2 separate regions of the Mus musculus genome follow, and region 2 is linked to region 1. Evidence: chromatin loops called from intact Hi-C (ENCODE). Cell type or tissue: left cerebral cortex. All regions are shown on one strand. Links, peaks and the distances in the headings refer to the core of each region. The heading gives the core; the rest is flanking DNA.

Evidence for each region. A loop is a pair of places that touch in the nucleus more often than their neighbours do. Peaks named below come from ENCODE experiments on the same cell type or tissue, not always from the same donor. Only the 100,000 strongest peaks of a DNase experiment are listed, where the experiment ranks them.
Region 2: it touches region 1 in a loop (2.7-fold over the local background); 4 of 42 quality-filtered maps call a loop at or near these places.

What each region holds. Positions count from the first base shown.
Region 1 is chr7:116,231,166-116,241,106 of GRCm38, forward strand. The region is part of intron 3 of Plekha7 (pleckstrin homology domain containing, family A member 7); the gene reads right to left. Among named protein-coding and RNA genes, the nearest start is that of Gm44867, 55 kb to the right of the region's middle. In left cerebral cortex, for the core only: a CTCF peak has its summit at 2,487 (motif pointing right); DNase peaks (open chromatin) are centred at 2,456, 3,545, 5,501, 6,118 and 1 more place; H3K4me3 peaks cover 1,713 bases; H3K27ac peaks cover 1,143 bases.
Region 2 is chr7:116,181,874-116,191,814 of GRCm38, forward strand. It overlaps Plekha7 (pleckstrin homology domain containing, family A member 7), which reads right to left. Exons shown (of 27, transcript NM_001305185.1): 4 at 7,397-7,480. Among named protein-coding and RNA genes, the nearest start is that of 1110004F10Rik, 93 kb to the left of the region's middle. In left cerebral cortex, for the core only: no CTCF peak of the experiment used is centred there; DNase peaks (open chromatin) are centred at 778, 4,507, 4,876, 5,173 and 5 more places; H3K27ac peaks cover 5,763 bases.

The DNA.
Region 1 (9,941 bases), core at 863-8,862:
AGACTTCAGAGCCTCGAGGATGGCGGGCTCCCCAGCATACAACCTGTGGGAAATGAGAGCAAGCTGAGACCTGAACCCCAGCTCCATTTCCCCTTGCTCTCTGACCTTGGGCTTTCTGAACACACACAATGAGCCCACTCTCACTCATTGACTCATGGGTAAGGCACCCAGGAAACAGAATATGTTCACCAGAGCCACTTCCTTCTTCCGGTCCCTGAAATACTAAAGGCAGCTGGGCAAGTCCCTCACTGGGAGAGCACTTACCACACACAGCTCACCCACACACCGCCTCTGAAATCTCAGCCAAGGCCCTGCCCAACCCGTACTTCCACTTTTTTTCTCTAAATAGACAGTATAGACTCTAACCACATCCAAAGTGATGATAAACGACAAATGAGGAGTTTAACGTTTTAGCTGTGTTGTTCTTCAAACCTATGTGAGAAATACCCCTAAAATAAAAGTATGTGCCCTGTATGACAGACACCCCTGGGTCACGGATAGGAGGGGAGCCTAAGTTCTGGTCCTGGATCAACTAGAAATGGTTCTGTATGCTCGGTCAGTTCTGAAACTCAGTTTCCCCACTAATAGACTTGTCAATCCCTTCCAGTTCTCAGAGTCTGATATATCATTGAGTAACCCAAACAAGCAGAATAAGCCAAGCTGAGAATGTCTTTAAAAAGACAAATGTCAGTGGAGTGTGGTGGCTCACGTCTTTAATTCCAGGTGGACCTCTTGTGAGTTTGAGGCCAGCCTGGTTTACAGAGCGGGTTCCAGACAGCCAGAGCTACACAGGGAAACCCTGTCTTGAAAACCAAGGAAAAAAGGCCCGAATGTCACCCGACATAGTTTAGTTACCCCTCAGTGTCTCAGGGGATTGGTTCCAGGACCTCCTGAGGCAGCCACCTACATGAAACGGCACAATATCAGCCCCTCCCCATTCCTCCCATATGCTTTAATCTACCTATAGATTGCTTTAAATAGCTCTGCAATGGAAATGTTGTGTAAACTTGCTATACTGTACTTTTCAGGGGATAACAAGTATGGGGGGGTGTCTACACATGTTTTGGATAAATAATACTTTCCAAATATTTTCTATGTGCAGTTGAGCAGGTTATATGAAGACCCCTCAGACGTGTAGACAACTAGAATTAACACCAAAGAGGAAAAATATGGAAGGATGAATGCCAGCTCCTTCAGTCTCAAAGACCATGCGATTTGAGAGCTCTGGGCTTTGCTACAGTTGGAGTCGCTGGGGAAGGTATCTAGTTGAGTCTGTAATGAGACAATCTAGACTTGAATGTCAGCTTGGGTTTATACCTTAGACTTTATCACCTTAGGCAAGGCATTCAATCTCTGGGTTCCTACAATTATAAAACGGACAGTAGCCAGTTCTCAAGGCCAACTAGGGACAGCATGTGGGCCATCCATGGAGCACCTGAAGCAGAGGTGAGCAGTGGATAATGGCTGTCACTGTGCCTTAGTGTGGGTTTCTATTGGTTCAACAAAATACCATGATCAAAAAAGCAAATTGGGGAAGAAAGGGTTTATTGGGTTTCATTTGAGGGAATCAGGACAGGAATTCAAGCAGGGCTGGAACCTGGAGGCAGGAGCTGATGCAGAGGCCGTGGAGATATGCTGTTTACTGAACTGCTCCCCGTGGCTTGCTCAGCCTGCTTTCTTATGGCCACTAGCCCAAGGGTGACCCTACCCACAATGGGCTGGGCCCTCCCCATTGATCACTAATTGAGAAACCGCCTTACAGCTGGATCTCACGGAGGCATTTCAACTGAGGCTCCTTCCTCTCTAGCTTGTGTCAAGTTGACACATAAAACCAGCCAATGCACACTGTGCGTCTGCAGTCACTGGCAGAGCACACACAGCCTCAGCTCTGAATCTCTTGATCACCTTCCTCTCTGCCCACAGTGCTGAGTCAAGGGTGATCTGACTTCGTAAGGAAGAAAGGCTTACAAAACTATAGCTGCCCAGAGACGGATAACAACCCAATCTCCCCCAACAAAAACAAATGCTCCCATCTTCCTCAAGAGAAAAAAAAGTTTAAAACACTCCACCGAAATGCAAAGTGCTTATCTCCACTCGTATCCACAGTTCTCCCTCTTTATCTCCTTCTGTAATATTTAAGTTTTACAACATATAATTGAAAAAAAATAATTAAACAAGACTGCCTGCTGCTGAGCCAGGCCAGACCTGACACTGCCCATGTGTCACCAGCACAGATCTGGACACCTGGCGTCAGGCAAGTCACTGCACCCTGCTGTAAGATGAAGGACGGGCACCTGATCTGATGACATCATCAGGCTGCTGTGAGGTGAGGACCCAACAGCAGGCTGTGGAATCTCCATCCTTCTAGAGCTCCTAACTTCCTGTGCCTGGAGGGAGGCCCAGCAGTTGCTGTTACTTTTCCTTCCAACTCAGAATGCATGGCTTCGAGTCACACCTTTATAATGTTGCTCGGATCGTTAAGAGAGAATAGCCCACAAGGCGGCAGCCTTTTCTTAGGAGCATACTTCCAAACTAACAAAAATGAATTGGAGGCTATGAACATAACTCAATGTTAGTGAGCAACTCCAAGTTGAAACCACTACCAGCCACAAGCCGTTGTCTTCCCCAGGTGTTCTGTTCCTTTCTTCTTGCTGACATTTTTTTTCCCTCTCTAACATTTGGGGAACTTCAGACCTCAGTGCACACTGGGTTGTGGGAAGCAACGGCAATGAGACAGAAGATCTCACCTAAGGAGTCAGAGAGCTGGGACCAACCTTTGTGAACGCTGAGCCCCATGGTGGATCTGAACAAGGGACTAGTAAGAACATCCTACAGCCAAGCTGGGCGTGGTGGCGCACACCTTTAATCCCAGCACTTGGGAGGCAGAGGCAGGTGGATTTCTGAGTTCAAGGCCAGCCTAGTCTACAGAGTGAGTTCCAGGACAGCCAGGGCTACACAGAGAAACCCTGTCTCGAAAAACCAAAAAAAAAGAACATCCTACAGCTTTATACCTTATTTCCCCTACAACAGCAGAACAGGCCAATGAAGAAGGGTACACAAACATATTTGAGGAAACTTGAATTTAGAGGCTCTCAAATGGTGGTTTCCAAGAGGCAAACAAAATCAAAATAATTTTTGATAATTGTTTGCCTCTCCAAGAGGCAAACAAAATCAAAATAATTCCTAACAGCTCAACTGCTTCATCAATAAAATGTAAACGATAGTATCTGCCTCTAAAATTGTCCAGAATTCAATAACACACACAAGAACGGTGTCCAACAGCCCCTGGCACACAGCCTGTTCGACCAGAATGCCATGCCACGCCCCCACGCAGGATCCTGTTAGGACACCTTTCAGTGGCCCCAGCATCTAAGGCTCCAAAGACCTCTTTCAGTACTGGAGGCTGGAAGCCAAGTGTGATGTTCAAGCGTGATTAAACCCCTCCAGGAGAGCTGTCCCATCTGATCCATCCCTAGGAGCCCAGACATGGTTTCTAACATACTTATTTCCTCGTGAGAAAAGCAGCTCCCCCAGCCCACATCCCAAAGATCTTCTATCTGCCAATTAGTCAGCACTGTGCTAAATCCTTTCCAAACACCTCCTATAATCCTCCCAAGTATGGGGCTAGGGTGGGGTTTCCTTATCCCTATTTCACAAGTGAAGAAACTGACTCTGCCTCAAGGACACAAAGCAGAGACTGAGTTCAAAGCCAAGTCCACAGAGAAAATCTCTCTCTCTCTCTCTCTCTCTCTCTCTCTCTCTCTCTCTCTCTCTCTCTCTCTCACACACACACACACACACACACACACACACACACACACCCTGCCTTAATCAACCCCTCACGCTCTCTCCCTCAGTTTCTGCATTCCCACAGCATGCTGGCCTACAAGAGTGGTCCCTTTTGACCCTCACAAGAGACAGCCCAACTCCCCCAGGAGGATCTTTGTGGTTTTGCAAACAAGGCTGCTGGGTCTTGTCTGTCTCCTCCTGACCTCCTGATTCAGACAAACCCTCAGAGTATTCCTCTCTTGCCCTGAGACAAGGCTCCCTGGAGTCAGTGCCTAGCAGAGGCCTCGGAGTAGGCAAAGATACACCGTGACTGCGTAACCACGGGATGGGACACAGGACATGACACAATTCCAAACAGCCACACCCCACCCTGTGACCCCATAACCCATCCCATAATTCCAAAGGCTCCGTGAAAACTGCTTTGCTTTCCCCTGAAATCCTCCAACCCCTTCCTATTCAACTCACAGTGCTTAAGAGACACTATCAGTCACTGGCTCTTTATGGAATCCCCCTGGGTGGCTTCACCAGGCAGGGATAGGGCCACTGTCAGTGAATACTGGGACATGACAGCAAGCCAAAAGATGAGCAGACATTATTAGATGTCAGCTTTGGGCTATCTTCCTACAGCAGAGGAAAACTGGCTCACAATCAGAGCTGTCTCCAAGCCCTCCATACAGCACTGATAGCTTGGGCCACCACTGGAGAAGACAACGCAGCTAGGTGCTGGGAGTGGCACCCAGAGCGTACAGATCAGCAGGCCCTGCTGTAGAAACCCATGGTACTGTTCTGCCAACTACTTCCTTAGGGGAATGCAGCCATTGGAGTGGCCAGCCCACAGAGCAGGAGTGGAGAGGAAGAGGAACCTATGGAGCCAAGTGCCCGCAGAAGTTTTCAGAAAGCTAGGACCTAAAGGACACCAGGCCTGTTTCAGGGCCTCTGTCACCTAACAGCCAGCCACAGGCAGAGTTAGCATCAGCTTCCTTGCTCTCTGCTCCCACGCCTTCTGTAAGGCCCCTTCTTAACACACTTCTACACCAATCAGAGGGCCCTTCAATTACCAGACTGAGCACTGGGTGCTAGGCTGGGCAAACAGATTGCCGAGTCTCAAGACTGACTACTGCTAGGAAGAAGGGTAACGGTGTCAACTCTCCTCAGGCTTGCTTCCACTTATCCCCAAAGCCTGTTCTCATCCCTCAGGCTTGCTTCCACTTATCCCCAAAGCCTGTTCTCATCCATGCCCCCAGCAGTCTGGAATCTCCCCTCCTGTTCTGCTTCTTGGGGCCCAGGTAGAGATACCCCAACTGTAAGTACAGCACACCTAGTGCTTGGTGATAGACGCCATGCTCTGTCAAGACAAGAAAGGGAACGGAAACCTCCTAGGGGGTGGGCTTCACTCCACTCTGCCCCCATAGTTCCACACCTAGGCCTGTCTTCCACTCTGCAGGAGACACAGGCTGGGTATCACCTGTCAGGTTCCTGCCAGAATTTCTACAGACCCAGGTTCTCAAAGCGGCGTCAGAGATACTTGTAGAATGTAGAATTGCAGGTAGCATTTGCAGCTCAGACTCCAGACTAAAAGAGCTCAGTCTGGTGTGAGAGTGAGAGCAGTTGGTTTCCAAAGGCAAAGAAAACAGGTACATACTGTGAAAAAGACAAAAAACGAAAGGACATTGTCTTGCGGTCTTCCCCAGAGAGTCTGTCTGTCTCGCAGACAGGAAAAAGGGGTCCCTCCCAAGTCCCAGTTCCCTGGGAGAATGCCCACATTCTCCCTGGAAATACACTGCAGTATGATGGACTGAAGAGTGTCAAGGAGAGAGAGAGAGAGAGAGAACCTGAGAGCCACCAATCTCATTTCGAGTCTCTGCCACCAGCCGATACAATATTAATAATTAACCTGCCACCAAGAGCTGCTGTTGCTAAGAAAGACTAGTGACAGCACTGGAGCCCCAGCCCTAGAACGCCCCCCCGCCCCCAGGTTTCATAGTTTTGGGCGCAAAGGGAGCCTGGAACAAAGCCCTGCCTTCCTCCAGGACACCTGAGATGTCATTCAAGAGGGGCTGACCCCTGACCTTTCCATAGCCAGCTTCGGGCTTTCAGCTCTCCGAAAGTGTGCAAGGAAAGGGTCGGAGGTGGGGGTGGGGTGGGGGTGGGATTGGCCGACTCCGTGCAGAACCGCTGGCCACCTCCCGCCTCCTTTGGAACCAGCCTCCGACCCGCAGCTCCCACGCCTCTGGGGCCTCTCAGTTCCCACGCACCACTGGCGATTTTGGAAAGCCATGCTGTCTGCAGAGAGAGAATCCTGTTACCATGAACACAGGCAGGACTTGGAGACGCGATTCTTAACCCTACTGGGCAGCTACCGGCGCGCCCTTCCCAAGGGGAGATTAACCAGTGGCCGGCTGAATCCTCTCCCAACCCGCCGCACCCAGACACAAAGCACCAGACCGCAGCCCACGATCACAGAGTCCTGCCCGACAAAGTTCGTGCGTGCACACACCTGCAGACTGCCAGCGGCTCTCCCCAGAACCCCAGGGCGGCGGGGCGCGCATCCCGGGGCGGGCAGCGCCAAGGTTCCATGCGCCCGCTCCGGCCCCAGTGGGCCACCGGTCAACAGCTTTGGGCCACGGAACGTGCCCGGGCCTCCACGCGCCCGCGGAGCATCGTGCGCCCTTCTCGTCCTCGCCGGGGCCTTTACGAAGAGCCCACACCCACTTGACATCAGCGCCGACCCAAGCGCGCCGCGCAGCGCCAGACGCTGGCCCCTGGCAGTCCAGAGGGCGCCCTAGGTGCTGCCGCGCGGCCAGGACGGCGCGTCCCGGACTGGCACATTCCTTTCCTCGCAGAGGATGCTGCAAACTGGAGGAGGCTGAGATGGAGGAGGGGAGGGAGGCAGGCGCGCGGGGAGGGCAGGACCTGCGGCCTCACCACTGCGGCGCTCTGGCGCTCAGCCAGCCACCAATAAAGAGCTCTGCCAAGCCCTTGCAGCGAGCACCCATCAACAGTGAAGACCAGGCTGTAGGTGACGAGGTGTGATATCCATGCACCGCCAAAAACCTTGAGAGCCCTGACCTTGAATTCTCTTCCACCCAATGTTTCTGGAAGCTCCCCTTTAACAGTCCCTAGGGAACTGCCCAGCTGATTCTGTTAAGTCAGGAAAGAATGCTTGGTTAGATATGGCTGCTGACCCCCATACCCTAAGAGTATGACAGGCCCCAGCAAAACAGACCATACCCCTCTGGCTTTGGCAGCGCCAACTGTGTTTTTCTTCTTTCAGTGTCCTTGGTAAAAAGGGACTTTGCTTCTGTTCCTGCAAGCAGTTGGAAACAGAACCGCCCAACAACCCACACACACTGCTAATTCATTCATTAGCATCTAAATATTCAAATAAAAATAAGGCTCAGAATGTGCCTGCAGCTACACATAGAGGATAAAGTGCCTGCACTCACAGCCCCGGGAGTCTAGTCAGGATGAGCGCTTAACCACAGAACAAACTATTACAGTGGTCGCAGAAGTGCGGATGCAGCTATGCCAGGGACCCCAAACTGACTCAGTAACTGACTTCCTTCCCTGAGGAAGCCACACAACTGCAGAGGCTTGCTGAGGGTGTACCCTGGTAACTAGGGTTTACTTAAGTTCCCATCAACAGGTGGAGATGACTGGGCAGATGAGGGCCTCCATGCCTGAGAATCAGCTTTTGTCCAGAATGGGTGTGGGGCAGCCCACAGGCCCAGCAAAACAGTTTACCCATGTGTCCAGAGGCCCTCAAATGCTCTCTCCTGTCGGCCTGACTCACGGCTGTCTCACCTCAGCAAATGCAGAGTTGGGACCGTCACTCATGGATCCAGTGTCACTGCCATCATTCTGCGAGGCCCGTGGATATGCCTCTGGTCTCTGGTCTCTGTGTTCTATCTACGGGGTAGGGATGGGTGAGGACAATACCTCTCCAAAGATTTGTTTAACTCGGCTTCTTTGGAAAAATATACAAATGCCATTCTCATTCTGTAGCCTCTCTGATACAAGACAGCAATCGATTATTTTCCAAATCACAAATCATACTGAAGGGCCAGCTCAGTGGGAGCTAAGTTCCAATCCCCAGCACCTATGTAATGCTGGGTGGGTGTTGTGGTCTGCATACAATCCCAGGGCTAGAGGTGAAGAGGTTCTAGAGGCAAGCTGGCTAGCTAGAGTAACCTCCCAGTTCAGTGAGAGATGCTACCTGTATATATAAGGTGGAGAGCGAATTGGCCAGGCAATAAAGGACAGGAATGCTGTGGAAGATTCTTTTGAATAATTTCCAGTTTAATAGGGGAAATAGACCCATTGTAGGAAGTATAAAATGTTCCTGGGGATAATTTGTCAGTATGAGATAAAAAGCCTTCTAAAACACTCAGCTCCTGTGAGCCAGTTAAATAAGTGTTTATCCACAAAACATAGAGATCCACCCAGGGCTCACTGGTGTCACCATTTGCGCAACAGCACATAACTATAATGACCTAAACACACAAGAGGCTGGCTAATACACTATGGAACAAACATCCTTACAGTGAACATGTCCAAGCTTTAAATGATAGACTTGGGGCAGGGTGTAGTAGAACACACCTTTAACCCTAGAACTCAGGAGGCAGAGGCAGGCAGAGCTCTGTGAGTTCAGGGTCAGCCTGGTCTATGTAGTGAGACCTTGTCTTTAAAAAAAAAAAAGATATACATATATAATATTTACTGTAGAGCAAGCAAAAGGTTCTAAGACCAGCGATCCTGACTGTGTGTATGTGTAGTGATCCTGACTGTGTGCATTGTGTGGGTGGGGTGGGTGGAAAGCACTTCCCATGGAGCTGCCTGGTGTTCCTTTTTGTTCAGAGCTGACCTTACCCATGTCCTGCTGCAGACATGTCCTGCGATGGCACAAGGAACTCTATTAGCCCATACTAGAGGTATCAGGTCCTAATATTAACATCAAATGGAGCAAACCTCCCAGGCAAACAGGAGCGCACTCAGTTCTTCACCCAAACACACCCGCCACTGCAATTGGATCTTTGTCTTAAAGGGGAAATCACTTTGCCTCGGGCCTTGGTGTAGAGATTTGTCAGTTATTCTTCTGGCTCACAGGTACTTAGACTTCATTACACACGAATTCCTGTCCAAGGTGGTATGGGGTCTGTCTGGTTTTATGACTTTTTTAACCTTACAAGGACTCTGGACGCTAATTAGTGTACAGTTCAGTAAGGCAGACAATGCACTACCTGCCAATATGAACAATGGCAGGACTCTGCTGGGTTTTTATCGCCTTCCTTGAGATTTTCTGGTTTAGCTAACTTGTCTGACAATAAGTATATATGACTCTGATGATCAGATCTTAAAATGCTGCTAAAAATAACTGAGTTTAGGAAACTGTTCAAAATCTAGTGTGTTCCTGTAATGCTTGGGAGGCTGAGGCAGGAGGATCACTATGAGTTAGTTCAAGATCAGCCTGGGTTACAGAGTGAGACCCAGCAAGTGTTCTTAACCACGGAGTGATTTTTTTCCAGCCCCTGCATTGACTTTTAAAAGGCCACTTTGCCTGTGCCCTTCACATTCCTCCTTTTGGTGAACGCTGACACTGTCCCAGCTGGTGCCCCTAACCCAAGGACAGACACTCCATCGTCGCTAGGATACCACACAGAAAAAACTGGCAAGAAAATTATTTTTATATTTATCTCCTGGGCTGTGCTTATAACAATGCCCAGAAACTTAGCAAAGGTTCCAAAATGAAGCAGCCATGACCAGAGGTTCTGTCCCCTGCTTCCAAATGTTACCATTATATGCTAATTATTATATTATTCAAATACCAGGTTTGATATTCTGGGTTCTTAGTGAGCTCAGGGAATTATAGCCTATGCCTTGATACAAAGAAGAAAACAAAAATCTCACTTTTTTAAGGCCTTCGTGGGCCACCAAGCACACAGATAAAGACTAGTTAGCAAGTCACACATTAAACTAGGCTCAGTTGATGAGTAGGCGGGTGCTCTGCACCTCTGCTTCCTCTTACTAGGAAGCCTACTAGTGGTCAGGGTTCCCTTTTAGGGGGAGACGCAAAAGCACTTGGGCAGAGTAGCTAGCACCCGGCATGGGGCTTTGCTACATAATGAAATCAGACATATCCACTTTCCGGTAAA
Region 2 (9,941 bases), core at 481-8,480, 50 kb before region 1:
CCCCTGTGCCATGCCTGGAGAGCAGGAAGCCATGGAGTGTATGTGGAGCCACGGTAAGCTTCCCCACCAGCAGCCGAGCCACATGGAGGCCCATGGCTTGGAGCACTACTCTAAAGAGATTCGGAAGAACAGCTTCTCACCTGCCTTCCGCCGAGCCCATATCTGCACCAGTCCTTCCCACACGGGAGGGTCAGTGCCTTCACTCAAGCTCAGTACCTATCTTTGAACAGCGTGATTCATTACGGCAAGACCCTGCTAGCTCCGCAATCTGTAGGCTGTCCCTGAGCAGAGAGCAGAAACCACGTCGTTCCTTGACTGCATTTTGTCTGCTGCTCCAGTGAGCATCAGGATCCAGGCAGGTGATTAGCAGGCAGACTATACTGCAGAGAAATCACTTCAGAAGACTTAGCCAGGACCATGAAAGACAAAGCTGGAAGATCCAGGCCAGACGAAACTGGTCAGAATGTCCTGTATCACTTACTTGAGTATGGTGTTACAGAAAAATTCTAGTCTTCACCTAAAGATTCCATGCTCCCTCCAGGTACTGCCACGGCTCAAAGGACAGGGAACTTTGTAGCGCCCTGAATCACAGCACCAACACTGCCCCAGGAGGGGACTTCTCTGTAGAAGTTGTGTGGCCACTAGACTTCCCAGCAGAGCAGGCATCAGCTTCCCAATGGGCCAGCCCTGTGAGATGCTCAGCTGCAGCAGATGTGCTTCACACAAGGCAGAAAGCTGGCTGACTCCTTATCAGCCAGGCATCCTCAATCCCTGCCCCTGGCTTCCATCCCAGCCAAAATGTTGTTACTGCTCCCTGCTTGGATAGCAAATGTCACCAGGCTCAGCCTCTCCCTTGGCAGAGGCTGTGGCAGCAAGATCATGGCATGGGAGTGGGAAGAGGCTCTGTGAAGCTGCCTTGTCCTCCCTCTGCCTCTAAGCAGTACAACCAACCATCCTCCCAGGACCCTGGCCTGCCCAGCTTTCCAGAAGGAGGGACAAGGAAGGAGACTAAACCTAAGACACAACCAGTGAGGGAGACAGAATAAAGGTGCTTTCCCCCAAGTCTGAGGACCTTAGGTCAATCCCTGGGACCTACATGGTAGAAATGAGAACCGATTTCCACTAGTTGTCCTCTGACCTACACAGATACTCAGACAGACAGACAGACAGACAGACAGACACACACACACACACACAGAGAGTCAGACACACACTGAGAAACATACAAACACCTATACACATATACACTCACATATACACACTCACACACACATACACACACACACACATATGTGCCCACAAACACATATAAACATATAAATAAATTCAAGACATAAGAGCCAATCTCACAGAGGTTTTGCTGAAATTTTTATCAAGTTCAATTGGCTCTCCTTTGACATGTTATTACAGGATATTTAACAAGCTACATGAAAAAGATGAATGAGTGGGAATGTCCCGTAGTCCTGCTACCCAAAGCAAAAACATTTTAACTTTTGTTTATGCCTGTCCTTTTCGATACGCCTGCTTTGATTTGGGGCACATTTTAACATAAACATTTCACTCATCACTTTTAGATTATCTAAATCATCTTAAATAAACACAACCCTTTTTATGTCGAGCTCTTCCATGCCTCCTCTACAGGACAATGAAAAAAACTCTCTGGATTTCTATCGGGAAACCGGAAGGAGTGTGCACTTTGCCATTTTTTTGAAATCTGAACGTTATACCTTGCCCTAGGTGCTAGCTGGCTGGGCGTTCTCTCAGCCAACAGCATGAGGAGAAAGACAACTCAACCACAGGTTTGGATGAAGCAAGAGGACAGAGTTCCTGCTGAAGGAGCCAGTTATAGAGACTTTGTCTGGAAAAAGACTGGTTATAGCCACAGTACTGAGATCGAAGGGAGGAGGTGGGAGGCAGGGTAAGAAAGGAAAACCCAAATCTGCCCTAGAGAGGTGACTGTGCTGTTTCTACTAACACTGCAGAAACAAATCCCCGTTCAAACAACAGCCCCCCAACCCAGCTCTGAAAGGACAAGATACACACACACAGCCCACCTGTCCAAGAAACGGGGCCAGCCTTCAAAGGATATTGGCTAGATTCTCTCACCGTGGGTGACATTGAATGATGACTTTGGAAATGACCGCAAGCTATTTACTAGAATTACAACCAGTAACTCATTTCACATCAAAAAATAGATAGGAGAAAGCATCAAAGCAATTTTCTCAGCTGGATGCAACACTGGCACTCATGAAAACTTGCGGAGAGGTTTAACCCCATGGATTTGAGCAACAGGACCATCCACGAAACCTCCTGAATAGATAAGCCAGGAAACCCAGAAATGACTGAACAGAGAGAGCTTCATTCAACAAAAGGAATTTGGGTCCATTTGCTTCAGCTCTGCTCACTGGACAGTCATCTTCCTCACTGAAGAGGTTGGCGGGCCAGACTCTGATCTTTCCTCAAATCCTTAGCCTGAATGTACTCCACTAATAAATTGCACCCAAGAAATGTCCCCAGAAGACATACAGCTCTCCCATCAGCCTGCCCTCAGGCATACTGCATCCCACAGAGGAGACCACCGAACCTGCATGCTCAGACTATTAGCGTCCTTACATAAAATCCATTCGCTGTAAGCCTGCTTGCTGGGTTTCTGTGATGCCTGAATTCCCAGTGCAGTGGGACGGCTGGAACAAAGCCCTCCCTTTCCTTCACTCAGGCTGCATGAATGCAGATTCTTTGGCTGCAGGGGTGTGGGCTAAAGTTCAAAACAGTGAGCAAGACTTTGAGCTCAACTGCCTCCTGTCTGTACCTAACAAAAGAAATGAAGACTAGACAAAAATCAGCCGGGAAGAAGCCCACTGGAAAATGGCTGGCCTCTACCCTGGCCTTAGCCATACAGTGGCTTTCTCTGCGCCTCAAGACAAAGTGTGCATAGTCCTACAGGCAGAGCAAAAAACCTCTACGTTCTGGAAGCTGTTTGCTCTGAGCACTGGCATGTCATCCCAGCAGGACCTCTCCCTTCTGCAAGTCACAAGCTGTGAGGGACGGGCGCATACAGTTACAGCAAGCCAAGCGGTGGGCTGATGCTGCAGGGCCTCCTGAACAGCTAAGTGCCGGGTGCTTTCCCTGTATCCTCTCAGCTACATGGTTAGCTTGTCAGGGTTATCATCCTTGCTTTGTAGATGTGCCCCTGACAGATTAATGCCTTGCCTAAGATAGCTGCAATGCTGGGAAACCTGGGCTTACTCAGGGGTCTGAGGCAGGGAAATTGAAGTTCAAACATTTAAAGTAAACTCATAGCAACTTAGTGAGATTCCATCTCCCAATGTAAAGGCGAGTTGGGCTATGGCTCAGTAATAGAGTGCTTGCCTACGAAGATATAGGTGAAGTTCCTAGTGCTGCAAAGATTAAAAACAGGTGAAAAACAATGAACTGGGTGGGTCTGCCACAAGAGATCCCAGGTTCCAAGTGAGAAGTCCCCAGGTCTGTAAGATATCGACCTTGGATAGATCAGCCACAAGGCCAACTCCAAGCCAAGGAGGCCTGAAAGAGCAGAAAGAGATGACTGCATTTCAGTTGAGCTCTGACGTTATGACTCTTCCACAAGTCAGCTCTCTGTGCCTCAGTTTCTATTTTGTAAAACAGGCTGAAAACCACCTCTCTCTTCGCAGGGCAGCGTGTACGTGAAAATGTCTTTCTGAGAACCAGGAAGCACTGTGAGACAGCACCACCCTGTGTCTCCACTGGAGACCCCAGAACCTAAATCCCATTCACAGTTTATTTTTATTACCAGAAAGCTCAGACCACAGTGGTTTCTTAGCAACGCCTTACCTGCGACTTTTTTTAGTCAAAGTATAAAAACTATGGCAGGCTTTTCCCTTAAGTGGTCAAGGCAACGGCAGGAAGTCGGAAGAGAATGGGAAACAGAACTCCATTTCTGAATATTAAAACAAACAAACAAAAACAAAAACCAAACCTTATTGGGCTGGGGATACAGCTGGGTGGGTGATAGCGACCTTGCTTAGTATGGATAAGACCCTCAGTTTGAATTCCAGCATTGAAAAATAAAAAACCTCATTTACTATTATCTCATGAATTTCTAGATCAACGGGCCCCCAATTTCAGGCTGTGTCCTCAAGGATTCCAAAGACAAGAGAACTCGGCTGGGTGGCAGATGTGAATGGAGGGCTGAGACACAAGCACACATTTAAGGAGCACAATCTACAGTGAGAGAGAGAGAGAGAGAGAAAGAGGAGAGAGAGAGAGAGAATGAATGAATAAATAAATGAATGAATGAATTAGTTCTTGTCCCAAAGAGCCATAGAGGCAGGGACACCTACATAACCCTCTTCCCAGAAGAGGCACAGACAGGCTGCCGACGCTTCCCATCAGCTCCCAACACCCCGGGGGAGGCTGACTGACATGGGATTTCAATGCAGCCTCATTCTTTCACAGCTCACTATGAGCTTTCCCCGTCCCCCTCAATTCCTTAAAGACAAGCTGGAAAAGAGCCCAGCAGCACCCCCTCACCTGGCATGAAGACAGCCCAGAGAGCTGTGCCCCCAACCTTTGTCAGAGCATTGTCCTGAATTTGGCCTTAGAGTCCTCAAGCTGGACTGCCCTGGGCTAGTCTCTTACCCTCTCCAGACTCCATGACTGTCTGTGCAGGGTGAGAGCGAGACATGGACCTCTGGGACGCTCCCCTTCAAATCCGCCTCCTTCCGGCCTGTCTGTTCCTCCTGCCTGATCTACCGAGTGGCCACTGCTCTCACCAAACTACAGCATTTGTTAAATAGAGCAAATTTGCCTCCCCCCAGACTCGGGGGAGGCAAAAGCAATGGACAAGAGAAGTCACAGGAAGAAACCAGACTTCTGTTTTTGAGCAACAGCTCCCCTTTCACATAGCAAAGCCACCACAGCTACATATTTGGCCAGCAGAAAAGAGCCAACGATGTGGGTGTCATGTGGCAATGACTGCATTCCTAATGTTAAGCCCTTCAAAACATCCACACCAAAAACTGCCACTAGGCCCTGAGTGAACTAAGGGCCCCCATCCCCATGTCCCCTTACCTGTGACTGTCACAAATGTTGTCTGAAAACCCAGAGAGGAAAGCCAGTCAAGTTTCTGCATCTGCTTGCCAGGTGTTTGCATTTCTCCTCATCTTTTCTGCTGCCATGGCAACCAAATGCAACAGGCAAAGCTAGCCCAAGACTATCAGTGTCTGGAGAGAAGGTGCTGGTTCTACCAGCCACTGATGGTAACATACAAGACTCTCACAGCCCAAAAGGATGAGCACGGGGTGGCTTCCCTCTGGAGCTGGAGTGCCCTCTCCTTGCTCTTACCTCTGGCTGCCAGCTTTTACCAACATGTAGCTACAGGAGGAGCAGCAGGAGACAGCATCACCTAGCAGCAGGAGATTCCCACATAAGCCAACAATCTGCACCAGTCTCAGAAGAGCTAGCCCTGAAACCTGTAATATAAAGCCTCTTCTGCAAAGGGGCCAACGTTCAGTAAGAGACCGCCTACCTTCAGGAAGCTCAGATCTCTTTTAGAGCTGTCTTCAAACACCACACTCACAATATTATCAGCAATTCCAACCAGTGTTTTCTTTCTCCAAATACACAAATGACAAAATGGGAGAGCAGATGAAATCACTGCATGCAGGGAAGGGAAGGCTCAGTGAGGGTCCCCTTGGTGAGGAGCCTCCAAGGGAGCCTATGTGCCTTGCAGTTGCTCAGCACAACAGTGGGCTTCTGGACTTCCAAAGCAGGTGCACTCTCACTCAACTCAGGCTCCACCTCCACATGAAACGCTTTACAGAATCTGGGGATCGGTGTACACAGCCAGCTGCCGTCATTGCTCAGGAATGTTTCTGTCCTCTTCCCTAAAGCTATAGAGACACCCTAGCACTGAGGAGAAGACAGCATGTGCCTGTGCTTGAGGATCTGATATGGAAATCACATTCCTGAACCTTCCAAGCCCAAGCCCCTTGTATGCAGGTAGCCCTGTTAGCTACTGTGATAATTAGTTCTGTCCACTTGACACAGCCCAGACTCACAAGGAGAGTCTAGGTGAGGAGTTGTTTACATTGGGTTAGCCTGTGGGCATATCTACTGGGGACTCTCTTAATTAAGTCAACTGATTCAGGAAAACCCAGCCCACTGTGGGCAGCACCATCCTCTAGGCAGAGAAGGTCCTGAACTCTGTTAAGACTGGAGAAACGGAGCTGTGACTCGCCCGTGGTAACAGACGGTAACCTGGAACTGTAGGCTGAAACAAACCCTTTCCCTCACCAGTTGCTTTTTTGTCACGATGCTTGACCACAGCTCCAGAAATAAAACTAGGACAGCCACCAAAGGCCAGACCCATGCGGATAACTGCAGAAAACCAGGAAGAAGCTTCAGAAGAGCAGCACAGTGACCCAGTCATGAGCAGGGCGGCCCTGTAACAGTGCTGGAGAAGGGTCCTACAGAAGAGACAGGAGCGGAGGCCTGGTGTCTTTGAAGCAAGCCTAAGGTTACTGCAGATCAGCCAGTTAGAACCTCTATGCAATAGCAACCGTGGTCCACTCAACACACTGAGCACAGCCTGTGACTAGGGTTTTCTCTCTGAAGACCACTGAGATAAGCAGGGTTCTGTTTCCTCTCCTCGAGACCCCAGCTTTGGGCTCCTACTTGATGCCCCTAGAGGTTATGTGTATGTGTACAATTGTAGCAAGAGAGTAGGATGGAAATTAAGTCAAAATTAGCATGTGAAAGAATGGAAGGTTGACTTGTAAAAGAGCAAAGAAAACTGTGGACTGTACAAAGATCCAAAGCCCACCATACTAGACTATACAGTCCCGATCCTCTGTTTAGAATCTCTGCCATTGCGCCTTGGATCTTTTTCCAGCTCTGGTCTATTTCTACCCGTGGAAAAGCTTTTCTCCCTTCGTAAACAATTCTGTTATTATCCACTATCTCTGTCCAGATCCTTGTTCAGGGCAAGAACCTAGGAATTCCCGCAGGGATCCTCTGCCCCATCTCAGCTCTACAATCTTCCCACCAGGTGGGGAGTGTCGTCAGAGCACAGTGTACAAGGTGATGTTTCAGGAGAAAGGGTGTTTTAGGAGGCTCTGATCATACCACCACAGAACGTCCTGCAGCCTCCCTCTCCGCCCACATCCTCTCCCCAGACGTGTGAACACTGAGAAATAAAACTCTTCTCACTTGGAATCAACCCAGCCACTCCAAGCCCCCTCTACCTGACACAAAACAAACAACAAACCAAAACAGCACAAACAGCCTAGCAAGCGAGGTGTTGGGCTCACATCTTCAAGCTTTCAAACTCTGCCTGACTAAGGAGAACATTAAAAATAATAATAATAAAATAATAATAATAATAATAAATACTTACTCCTCCCGCAGAACGTATTCACTGTTTTCTGAAGAAAACTGTCCAGTCACAGGATGCCTGAATGTTGTTGTCTGCTGATTGTGGCTAGAGAGAGAAGAAGAAGTCAAGTCAATGAGGGGACAACAAGGACACCAAAGTCAGCATGCCCAGGGCCCTGGCCATCAAATATTCCTCAGAAAAGGAGGAACATAGCTGGCTAGAACTCACCACACTGTAGCCCAGGTTGACCTCAAACTCATACTGATTCCCCTGCCTCTGACACCTAAGTGTCCAACTGGTTTTCTTTTCTGAAACAGGGTCTGGCTACATGTCCTTGCCTGCCCTGGAACTTCAGTGTAGACTAGGCTGGCCTCAACCTTCGGACAGTCCTTCTATTTCTGCCTTGTACGTAGTGGGATTATAGTTGTGTGTCACCACACCCAGGAAAATACAATATCTTAAAGGCATATTTCACTAAGTTCCAATACACTGAAACATGAAGGGGAGGGGAGGGGAAAAGCCCTTACGATAGTACAAGCTGATACAAGAATGAAGGAAAACAGGCGACGCTTTCAACAGCTTCCCTGAACTGGACGCCAGGGAGAGAATGCCAAGAATTAACCACCCACCCTGCAAGTCCTATCTTCTTAAAATTCCTCTCAGTGCTACCAGATGTCTTCAGTTCACTGAAGGGATAATAAACGTATGGGCATGTCTCTACAGCGCGACCCGCATGGTTCCAACACACAGGCACTTCTATCACCCTTTTGAAGTCAGGAGTGGCTGCTTCCATGCTAGGCTGACAGACTCGGCCAGTGTGAAGGTGCCTTGTGTTCTGACAAAAACTGCCTGGCACTTCAGAAGATGCAGAGCTGGCTCTGGAGGCTGCTGGCTTGTTTCACAAATAATTGAATCTCCTTTCTCAAAAGAGAATGTGATGGACTGAAAAAGGATTTCCCAAGAACTAAATCAGAGTTGCTTTCAAGTTTTTATATTAAAAAAAATACCAAAAATCACCAGTAGCATCATTATATATCTGGAAATCTCCTTCCAAGGTAGTTTGGGATTTGGGGGTTGGGGGGCACATGTACTAGAGCACACATGTGAAGTCAGAGGGCAACTTTCAGGAGTCGTTTCTTTCCTACCATGTGGATAGGTCCTAGAGATTGAACCGAGGTCATCAGGATGAGTGTCAAGTGCCCTTACTTGCTGAGCCCAAGTTGGCAGTGATTTTTCTACATATAAAAATATGTTCCTTTTTCAGTTTTGATATTTGATGTTATCTTTCTTTCTTTCTTTCTTTTTTTTAAATCCTCAAGTCAACATACAAAGCAAAGGTTTCCACTGGGGTTTTAATATCACATCTAACTGATGCTAGAGAAACACTTCCATCCAACGCCTTCATTTAATTTACTGAGTAACAGAGCCTGACATATGGACATAATCTTTTTCATACAACTTGCCTGTGTGCGAGGCATTGCTGAGGGGCAGGGGCACAGGGGCACAAAAGCATCCCTATCCCCCGGCCCCATGGTGCTTCTCTTTAGACTCGTGCTCTTCTGATGCTGAATATTTTAGAGGGGTTCCCTCCCATTATAATCAACACCTTTGAGCATAGATGCCCCCTTGCCCCAATTCCAATTATTTCCTTGAGTTAAAGTCGTCGAAGTAAAATTACAAAATCAAAGGGCATAGTCCCTTTTAAAAGCTCTTAACACAGGCAATGGAGAGCCGTTTTTGCCGTCACAGCCAGTAGATCATCTCATTTTAGTGAGGTTAAGATGGTAGCTTCACCCCCTAATTGAGCACTGGCTTCTCTGGAGGCCAGTGTATGTAAATCGGCACAGCACAAAGGTTAGAAAGACAATGTCTAAAAGCATGAGATTTCCCTTGCTCTGTCCTGGTGCCTGAAGTAACCTTAGCAGTGGTAGCCGGAGCAGCCATGGTACTAACTAACAGGCCAGCAGGCCAGGCTGCTTGTTCCTTGATCCAGCCCCAGCCCCACCCCTACCAAGCCTTCACTCATCCAGGCACAGCTGGCTTCTCAATTCCTGTTGCTACCCAACCCACAGAATCCTATGACCTCATCAGGCAGGCAGCAGTCTGGGCTTCCCGAAAAAGCAGCTTTCCACTTTAGGATGTAGCCCCTGCAACACCTGCTTCAGACAGCCTTGCATCACGTCCAAGAGCTGGGCCTTATGTGCACACAGCTTTTTTTGTTTTTAACCAGGAGCCTGGAGAACACAAACTCTGGGTCAGTCCCATTTTCAGCCTAGTGGGGGGAAGATGTCTTGCTCACGGGGGGACAAGCAAGCAGCAGCATCCCTCACATCTGAAGCTCAGAAGCACTTCAGAGTCCACAAAACATTTGCTCACACATCTCAGCCGTCAACACATCAGCTCCTTATTTTCTAAGTGAGAAAGCTGGGTGGAGGTGAGAGCTGTGTACAAGACAACTTCAGGGAAGAGTGTTAAGACAGGGCATGGACCTAGGCTCTGATTGGAAATCCCATGCCTTCTACCTGTTGCCCCCTTCCCTTAGGAACCAGAGACTGGCTGCTTCCTT